Regions from separate parts of the Homo sapiens genome. Here region 2 is linked to region 1. The links are chromatin contacts, found by Hi-C in ENCODE. All regions are on one chromosome and are shown on one strand. The core of a region is the stretch at or near the end of the contact, and the rest is flanking DNA. Distances in the headings are between cores, read along the strand shown. Region 1 overlaps PTPRG (protein tyrosine phosphatase receptor type G). Region 2 overlaps PTPRG (protein tyrosine phosphatase receptor type G).

Region 1 (4,238 bases), core at 1,142-3,641:
ACACATGCCAGACATTCTAGATGGAAATTTCTTTTTCCCATTTATTTTTCCAGCTTTTTCTGTAGTTCTCCACTGTCCAGTAGGAATGGAACGTGAACTGCATAGGTACTTTTTTTTTTCTTTTTTCTTTTTTTTGAAGCAGTCTGGCCCTGTCACCCAGGCTAGAGTGCAGTGGTGAGATCTCGGTTCACTGCAACCTTCACCTCCCAGGTTCAAGGGATTCTCCTGCTTTAGCCACCTGAATAACTGGTATTACAGGCGCCCACTACCATGTCCAGCTAATTTTTGTATTTTCAATAGAGACGGGGGAGTTCACCATGTTGGCCAGGCTGGTCTTGAACTCTTGACCTCAGGTGATCCACCTGCCTTGGCATCCCAAAGTTCTGGGATTACAGTGGTGAGCCACTGTGCCTGACCCACATAGGGACTTTTAAATTTTGTAGCAGCTACCATAAAAAGTAAAAAGAAACAGGTGGAATTAATTAGAATAATTTATATAACCCAGTATATCTAAAATGTCATTTTGACATGTAATCAGAATTTTAAAAATGTTGATGAGATATTTTGCCTTTTTGTTTCTTACTAAGCATTTGAAATCCTGTATTAGCAGGCCGGGCGCAGTGGCTCATGCCTGTAATCCCAGCACTATGGGAGGCCGAGGTGGGCGGATCACGAGGTCAGGAGATTGAGACCATCCTGGCTAACACGGTGAAACCCTGTCTCTACTAAAAATACAAAAAATTAGCTGGGCATGGTGGCGAGCACCTGTAGTCCCAGCTACTCGGGAGGCTGAGGCAGGGGAATGGCATGAACCCGGGAGGCGGAGCTTGCACTAACACGGTGAAACCCCGTCTCTACTAAAAATACAAAAAATTAGCCGCGCATGATGGCGAGCACCTGTAGTCCCAGCTACTCGGGAGGCTGAGGCAGGAGAATGGCATGAACCCGAGAGGCGGAGCTTGCAGTGAGCCAAGATCACTCCACTGCACTCCAGCGTGGGTGACAGAGCGAGACTCCGTCTCAAAATAAATAAATAAATAAATAAATAAATAAATAAATAAATAAATAAATAAATCTTGCATTAGCTAGGGGCGACAGTGTCGGACAGCACAATTTGGAAGGGTGCTTCTTATCCCCACTGCTCAGTTAAAATGTGAACATATGCCTGCGTGGAACATTCCCTTTTTCTGTTTAAAAGAAAGTGAATTGTTTTCGCAGCAGTTAGTTGGTGTTAGCATAATGCCTTCCTGTGTAGGCTGTAGTGTTAGAATTCTCTTTACAAGCCTTGTAATAATTTTCAGGAATGATCACTTTTATTATAGTATTTTTAGTGCCACTAGAGGGTTTTTACAGTGTGAAATCTCTTAAAAGGACAGTCAAAAACATACTGTGTTTCTTGTGGGACACAGGGTTGGGCATTTAAGTACCTAGTAGTGTTCTTGAGACAGATTCTATGAAATTAGAATTGTCCAGGAGAAACCCAGGTCAAAGGTCACTTTGTATCAGTTCAAACATGTTCTATATTGGTATTTCATGTTTGGGTCTTTATACTCTGTATATTTTGTGAAATAACTAAATCTTCATGATTCATTTCTATGTTGTAGCCCCTCACACTTAATTAGGGGGTCCCAGTGGAGCTTCCTTTCCGTTTCTCTATCTGTTTAGAGTGTCTGGGTGTGTATTCATTTCTCTGTCATGTGCCATGTGACTTTGGCAAGGTCCTTAACCATTCTGTGCCTAGATTGCCTGGTTTTTAAAATGGGAATAATGAGAGCATTTATCCCAGAAAGCTCTGGTGAGGGTTAACATGAGATATTTCAGTTGAATAGATCAGCACAGTGCCTCCTGGTACATGGTAAGTGCTAAAGAAGCATTACCTATCACCAGCACCATTACTCATTTTCTTTGTGAATTTTAGCAACTAAAGCAGAGCAGGACAAATTTTAGGAATGGATTTATTTCTTTGACATTGAGATGGAGCTTTAAAAAGCATTCCTGACTTCTTCCCAAAACATAAATTAAAAATCTTTGTTTCTGCCACAATATCTTTAGTCTCATTTCCCTGTTCCTTCTACTGTTTCATCCTGGGATTGATCAACTCTTCACTTTTGTTTTGTTTTATTTTATTTTGAGACAAAGTCTTGCTCTGTACCCAGGCTGGAATGCAGTGGTGTAATCTCAGCTCACTGCAACCTTTGCCTGCCAGGCTCAAGCGGTCCTCACACCTCAGCCTCCCAAGTAGCTGGGATTACAGGTGCATATCACCATACCTGGCTAATTTTTGTATTTTTTGTAGAGATGGGTCTATCATGTTTCCCAAGCTGAGCTCAAGTGATCCGCCTGCCTCGGCTTTCCAAAGTACTGCGATTACAGGCATGAGCCACCACGCCCAGCCAACATCTGTTCACTTTGGGTAAATTATTTTAATAAGAACTCTCTGGTTAGAGCATGACTGTTAAAGAGAAACTTCCTAAATGCATTTTACAAAGTGCTTTTTCTCTTTCTCGCTTTTTCTGAAACACTGGTTCTTGAATAAACCTCAGATATCATGTATGATTTCTGAAATACCTAAAATCTGCAGGCTTTTTTCTCTCCTACTTTTTGGTTCCATTATGTTAAATATCAAAGAATAGATTAACCAGAATATGAATGGACAGGCATGCAAGAAAAACTGGAGGTTTCCAGTTGCTCCTAATACCATCTATTTCTCTCACCTTTTCACTTAATACTCACTTACTGATTATGCAGAGGTGATATTTAAGAACAAATCCATTTAATAAACCTTTGTAAGTAATATTTAAAGGAGTGTTTATTTTTCAGAATTCACCCAGGATTTCTGTGATCTGCGGTTCTTTGGCTTTGGCACCCGGTTGTCCCAATTTGTTCCAGAGTATTTTACTGCATATGCGATGTCTTTCTCGTTTGCTGTCTATAAATCAAAGGAAGAGTTCGTTTCATTTAATTTTGCCTGATAGGGAAACCCCCAAAGATACAAAATGACTCTTCAACGTTAGTGTATTTATTAAAAATAAAAAAGGAAACTGCCTTTTTGTTCTCCTTCCTATCCCAAGTTTGATTGACCGTATTGCAGAGTCATAAAAGGATTTATATTCAGAGTTGAAAAGTCTCCCTGAAATTGATTTCACCTAGCTTCTTGTATATAAATAGATATTGAGAGGGGGGGAATAATACTGAACTGAAACTTTCAATTTTGAATGTGAGCTTTCCAAAGTCATGAAACTGCTTTTCCGTCTGACTCTTCAGATGGATCTTATAGCATAATTGGTCAGAGCCAGAGGAGGTTTTTGAAAAAGCATAGCCAAAAAAGAGAAAGGAAACAAACCCCACTTTTTTAATAGCTGCAGTTTCTTCATCAGGAAAGGACTTTGGTTAAATAGCTCTTCTTCCCAAAAAGGCAAAACATTTTTCCTCATATAATTAATTTAAGAAATTGCTTTTAGAGCTATTTAAACAGACCTAGAGATAAGTGCTTTAGCCATCTTGATGTGCTCTAGCGAAAATTTTTATGTGGTTAGAATTTTTTTAATTAAATCACTTCATTTAAGATTGTAATAGCCCTTTTAAATTATTTTCCTTGAGACTCGTATTGTGTTATTTCAAGTTAATAACTCCTCTTCAAGCAAAGCAAAATGCAAGATATTTCTTCTGATGATTTCTTTCTGCAATTGAAGAGAACAAAGCCAGCCTCATTCTTGCTGGAAAGGAAGCAAATCTAACACCTAATAAAAATGGAGATAACAAAAATGAACCTGTAGCCCTGGGATATTCTGACTAGCAACATTAAAGTGGTTGCCTGGGCAATACTAACCCCAATTCCTTGAGTTTTTTTTTTTTTTTTCTTTGAAATGCCGGGGACAGGCCTACATTGATTGAATCAAACAAAGCCGATGAGAGGCCTGTGTTTGAGGGGGAAGAAATGTTCCTACAGACTTGGAGTGAGGAAGAGAGCAGTGTATTTGGAATTTTTCTACCCAAAGCATATTTGTCCCTGAATACAGATGCATGATTATAGAGCCATCCTGAACAGGTGCTAAAGACAAAGTCTTTCTCATTGTGCAGAGACAATTTACCATAGATTTAATTTATTAATTAGCCTTTACTTAGATGTGCTCACACCGACTTACGGAAAAGTTCTTTTTAGAATTGTTTTGGGAGGCAGAGTTGAGGTTGAGGCCATGCTCACATCCATGTTAAAACAATGATTTTTTTTTTTTTTT
Region 2 (4,238 bases), core at 1,239-3,738, 190 kb after region 1:
GGTCCCCTGATTTTGGACTTCCTAGCCTCCAGAACTGTGAGAAATAAATTTCTATTAGTTAAGCCACCTAGTTTGTGGTATTTTGTCATAGCGGCTCAAGGTGACTTAAGACAGAATCATAAATAGTACACAAATGGACATGGCTTCTTTCAGTAAAACTTTATTTATAAAAACAGATGGCAGTCTGCATTTGGCCCATTGGCCGCATTCTGCTGACCCATCACCTTGGTGCTTTTTCTGCTTTTTCTCTGTTGTCCTCTGTGTGTGTTCCTTTGTCCTGATCCTTGTCACCTTGTGGGTCCAAAATGGTTCCACTAGCCTCATGGAGCCTGGCCTTACATTGCAGAGTCCAAAGCAGGAGCTGAGGGAAAATGAAAAACAACTTCTTCATCACCGGAAGCCCAGCAAACTTCTCCTTAAAAATCACTGGTCAGGGCTGGGTGCAGTGGCTCACACTTGTAATGCCAGCACTTTGGGAGGCTGAGATGGGCAGATCACCTGAGGTGAGGAGTTCGAGACCAGCCTGGCCAACATGGTGAAACCTCATCTCTACAAAAATGCAAAAATTAGCCGGGCCTGGTGGCGTGTGCCTGTAATCCCAGCTACTCAGGAGGCTGAGGCAGGAGAATTTCATGAACCTGGGAGGCGGAGGTTGCAGTGAGCCAAGACTGTGCCACTGCCTTCCAGCCTGGGTGACAGAATGAGACTCTATCTTTAAAAAAAAAAAAAATCATCATTGGTCAAAGTTGCAGCACCTGCCAACCTATACGCCAGTGTTCACCAGAGGGGATTAGGATTCTTATAACTGGCTTGTCCCGAGCATGACTTATTCCTTGGGATGAATACATTACTGTTCCAACAAAATCCCTGTTGATGAGGTAACCAGCAGTGTTTCCATAGGAACTCGAGCTCCTGGCTATTCCTAGCCTGGTTCTCTGACCAGCAGCACCAGCGTCACCTGCCAGCTTGTTAGAATGGCAGAACCTCAGACCCTTCCTGTAACTACTATATCAGAATAGAAACCGCATTTTAGCAAGATCTGCAGGTCATTCACAGACACAGTAAAGTTTTAGACATGCTGATCTGGAGAGGTAATGGAGGGCTATTTTAAGGAAATCCATGGAAATAAACTTGGAGAAAGAGTAGCTTGAGTGGTTGGTAGCTGATATGGTTCGGATCTGTGTCTCCCCCCAGATCTCATGTTCAGTTGTAGTACCCAGTGTTGGAGTTGGGTCCTGGTGAGAGGTGATTGGTTCATGGGGGTGGCTTTTCATGAATGGTTTAGCACCATCCCCTTGGTGCTGTTCTTGTGACAGTGAGATCCAGTTGTCTAAAAGTGTGTAGCACCTCCCCCTCCTCTCTCTTGCTCCTACTCCAGCCATGTGATACGTGTGCCTCTCCTTCACCTTCCTCCATGATTGTAAGTTTACTGAGGCCTTCCCAGAAGCCAAGTAGGTTGCAATACCATGCATCCTGTACAGGCTGCAGAACTGTGAGCCAATTAAACCTCTTTTCTTCATAAATTACTCAGTCTCAGTCCTCCTTTCTTCCCCTTCCCTCCCTCCCTCCCTCCCTCCCTCCCTCCTTCCTTCCTTCCTTCCTTCCTTCCACTAACATCATAAGGTATTTTTTTATATCAGTGCAAGAACAGATTAATATGGTAGCCCAGCCTTGACTCCCATTCATATAAATGCCATTATAATTCCAGTTTGTAGTGATATCTCAGATTTAATCCACATCTTAGTACATTTTATGGTGTTTAGTGTTCATAGTGGACCATAATTATTTAGAGGATCCTCTTTACTCCTTTTTGCCTCCAGCAAGTTCTGACAGTGTTCATAGTGTTAGGAGGTTGAAATTAAAACAAAAACGAAAAAAACAGTTCGGGGGGAAGAAAAAAAAAATCTGTACATGTTGTCCTTTTCTACCTGTAATGTAGTGCATGCAGATGACAGGACATTTCTTGTCTTTATTTTGAAAATCATTTGCCATCGTTCATGATGTGCAACTGCATGAGTACATATGACTGTCAAGTGTCTGGATTCTATTTCTGAATTCAGGAAACTCCAGAGTTAAGCAACCAAATTCCATTTCAGAATCCGCTTCTATTTTTGTTCTGTTCATTTGATCTTTTCCATCGGTAGGCACATTAGCTTACTAAGCATAAAGAACTTTTTTTTCCTCCCAGCTATATATTCTCCACAAAACACTGAGGGCTTCCCTGGGAAATAAATCCCTGGCTAAATGGAAATGTGGTTGGTTTCATGGTATATCTTCAGGTCTTGGACAACAGCTCTGTGCTTGCAGTCTTCTTTGTGTGACATTTGGAGGCCGAGCTCTCAAATGTCCCTTGAATTTCATTAACTGGTGTGCTGTTTTGAGTTAACTGTGGAGAGAGGCCTATTGGAGATGGTCCCTGCCAGTTGGGCAGCTCTCCCACTTGGCTGTTTTGAGAATTGTTATATCCTGTACTATGGAAACAGGATGAACTTGGCCATGAGTGTGGGCCAGAAGCCTCTATCCCATTTATGCGGACTTGCTGGCTGAGTTTTGAGAAGTGCATGATTTCATTTGGGCTGTGGTTTGCTGCTAACCGTGTGAGTCTGCAAAATGATCCCTTTTAAGTAGAACCAGGACAGAATAACCCTGGAGCTATGTTTGGTGTGGTTTGTCTGCAAGGGTTAAAAGCTCACTACAGGATGTTGCTGCTTTATAAAATTGAGGCCTCCTTGAAAGTTGTGTCATTTCTATGCTTTATGAATAGGATTATCTTCTTTATGCAGCAGTCATTTGATGTTGAATAGAAGCTGAAGATACAGTTCCTCTGTAAAGATTTCATCATTGTTTGATTGGTAAAGGTGGACATTTTCCCCCCTTTCCAGGTGAGGTATACGTGCGTTCAAAGAGGGATGGGGCAGGAAGGTGGTTGGCGGTGGTCAGAAAGCCATCTGTAACTCAGGTGATTTTCCTGTACCGGTCACCTAGCTGAATCTGAATGAGAGTTTTTTGTAAAGTTGTGGTAGAAGATAAATTAGCCTGATGATGGATTATGCACTATTTCTCTTCTGCTATAAGGGGTATGAGGCCGGAGGTTAGGAGACTCACACACAGTCATGTTGTCTGTCAGAGGGAGGATGAAGCCGAGAGTTGAGTGGCCTTCAAGCTCCCTCTGGTTGCTCATACCTTGTTTCTTTCTCCTTCTTATGAGTTGGGAACATGCCCAAGAAACCTTGTAAGTGTGAAATACAGCATGCCTAGTCTCTCCTGCAGAATAATGCGACCCCATATTTGTTAACCACACAGACCTTAGAATGTGACAGTTTTCTAGCTTAAGTGAATTGGAATGAAACCCTATCACATTTTCCAAACCAGACTTATTTTGCCTGAGTCCATTTTTTTAATCCCCTACTTTCTACTTGAAAAATGAAATTGCTTGAATTTACTGAAAGAAAAAGTCATAGCAATTGTCAGACTGCATGAGGAGGGTATTTATTCAGATTTCATGGATGGGGCCAGTATTTTCTGGAACATGTTGCTGAAGTTTATGAGCATTTAAATTATAGGATGCTATTTGGGATTCTCCCTAAAACAAAAGCTTTTATAGTGTGATACTATGCTTTTAAGAAGACAAAAACACTGGTTTGATTTTTTTTTCATTTCAGTTTTTACTTCTGTTTTAAAAGTTTAAATATATTTTCTAGAGATACTGGAGATAAGGGGGATGAAAATGTCTTATCTCTTTTCAGGGTTGATATATATTTATAGAAAGGTATCAGATGTATTGTGACAGTCTATAGATGTAATAAAATATTTCACTATAAAACAGTTGATTGGAGTCATACAGTGGTTCTCAACTAAAGGTGATTTTTCTCTTCCCCTACTCCTGGGGACATTTGGCAGTGGATGGAGACATGTGTGGTTGTCACAACGGGAAGGATGTTGCTATTGGCAGTCTAGCGAGTAGAGGCCGGGGATGCCACTGAACATCCTACAATGCACAAGGACAACCCCCACAGCAAAGGAGTCTTTGGCCCCAAATGAGAAACCCTAGAGTGGCATAACCAAAACCAAATGCTTTAATAAATACCCAGCCCTGAGGTTTTGGTATTTAAAGTGACATTTAACATCACCAAAAACATGTCAAAAATGTGTCAGCCATTTAACACATGCATAAAGCCTTCTTTTTTAAAATAACAGATGTGAGACTTCTGAGCCACATTTTTCCTAGAGGTTGTTCT

Evidence for each region. A loop is a pair of places that touch in the nucleus more often than their neighbours do. Pooled maps may share reads with other maps.
Region 2: a loop to region 1 is called in a pooled map of heart right ventricle, with 2.1 times the contacts of the local background. The contact joins two enhancer-like sites. A Hi-C loop is called at or near these places in 1 of 168 maps with a recorded cell type or tissue (Right ventricle myocardium inferior) and 5 of 50 pooled maps.

What each region holds. Positions count from the first base shown.
Region 1 is chr3:61,731,687-61,735,924 of GRCh38, forward strand. The region is part of intron 1 of PTPRG (protein tyrosine phosphatase receptor type G); the gene reads left to right. Among named protein-coding and RNA genes, the nearest start is that of PTPRG, 170 kb to the left of the region's middle. Within about 2 kb of position 2,392, at least 3 of the 41 ENCODE cell types and tissues checked have a DNase peak (open chromatin) inside an H3K27ac peak, as active enhancers do.
Region 2 is chr3:61,925,028-61,929,265 of GRCh38, forward strand. All of the region lies in intron 2 of PTPRG (protein tyrosine phosphatase receptor type G), which reads left to right. Among named protein-coding and RNA genes, the nearest start is that of PTPRG, 370 kb to the left of the region's middle. Within about 2 kb of position 2,489, at least 17 of the 41 ENCODE cell types and tissues checked have a DNase peak (open chromatin) inside an H3K27ac peak, as active enhancers do.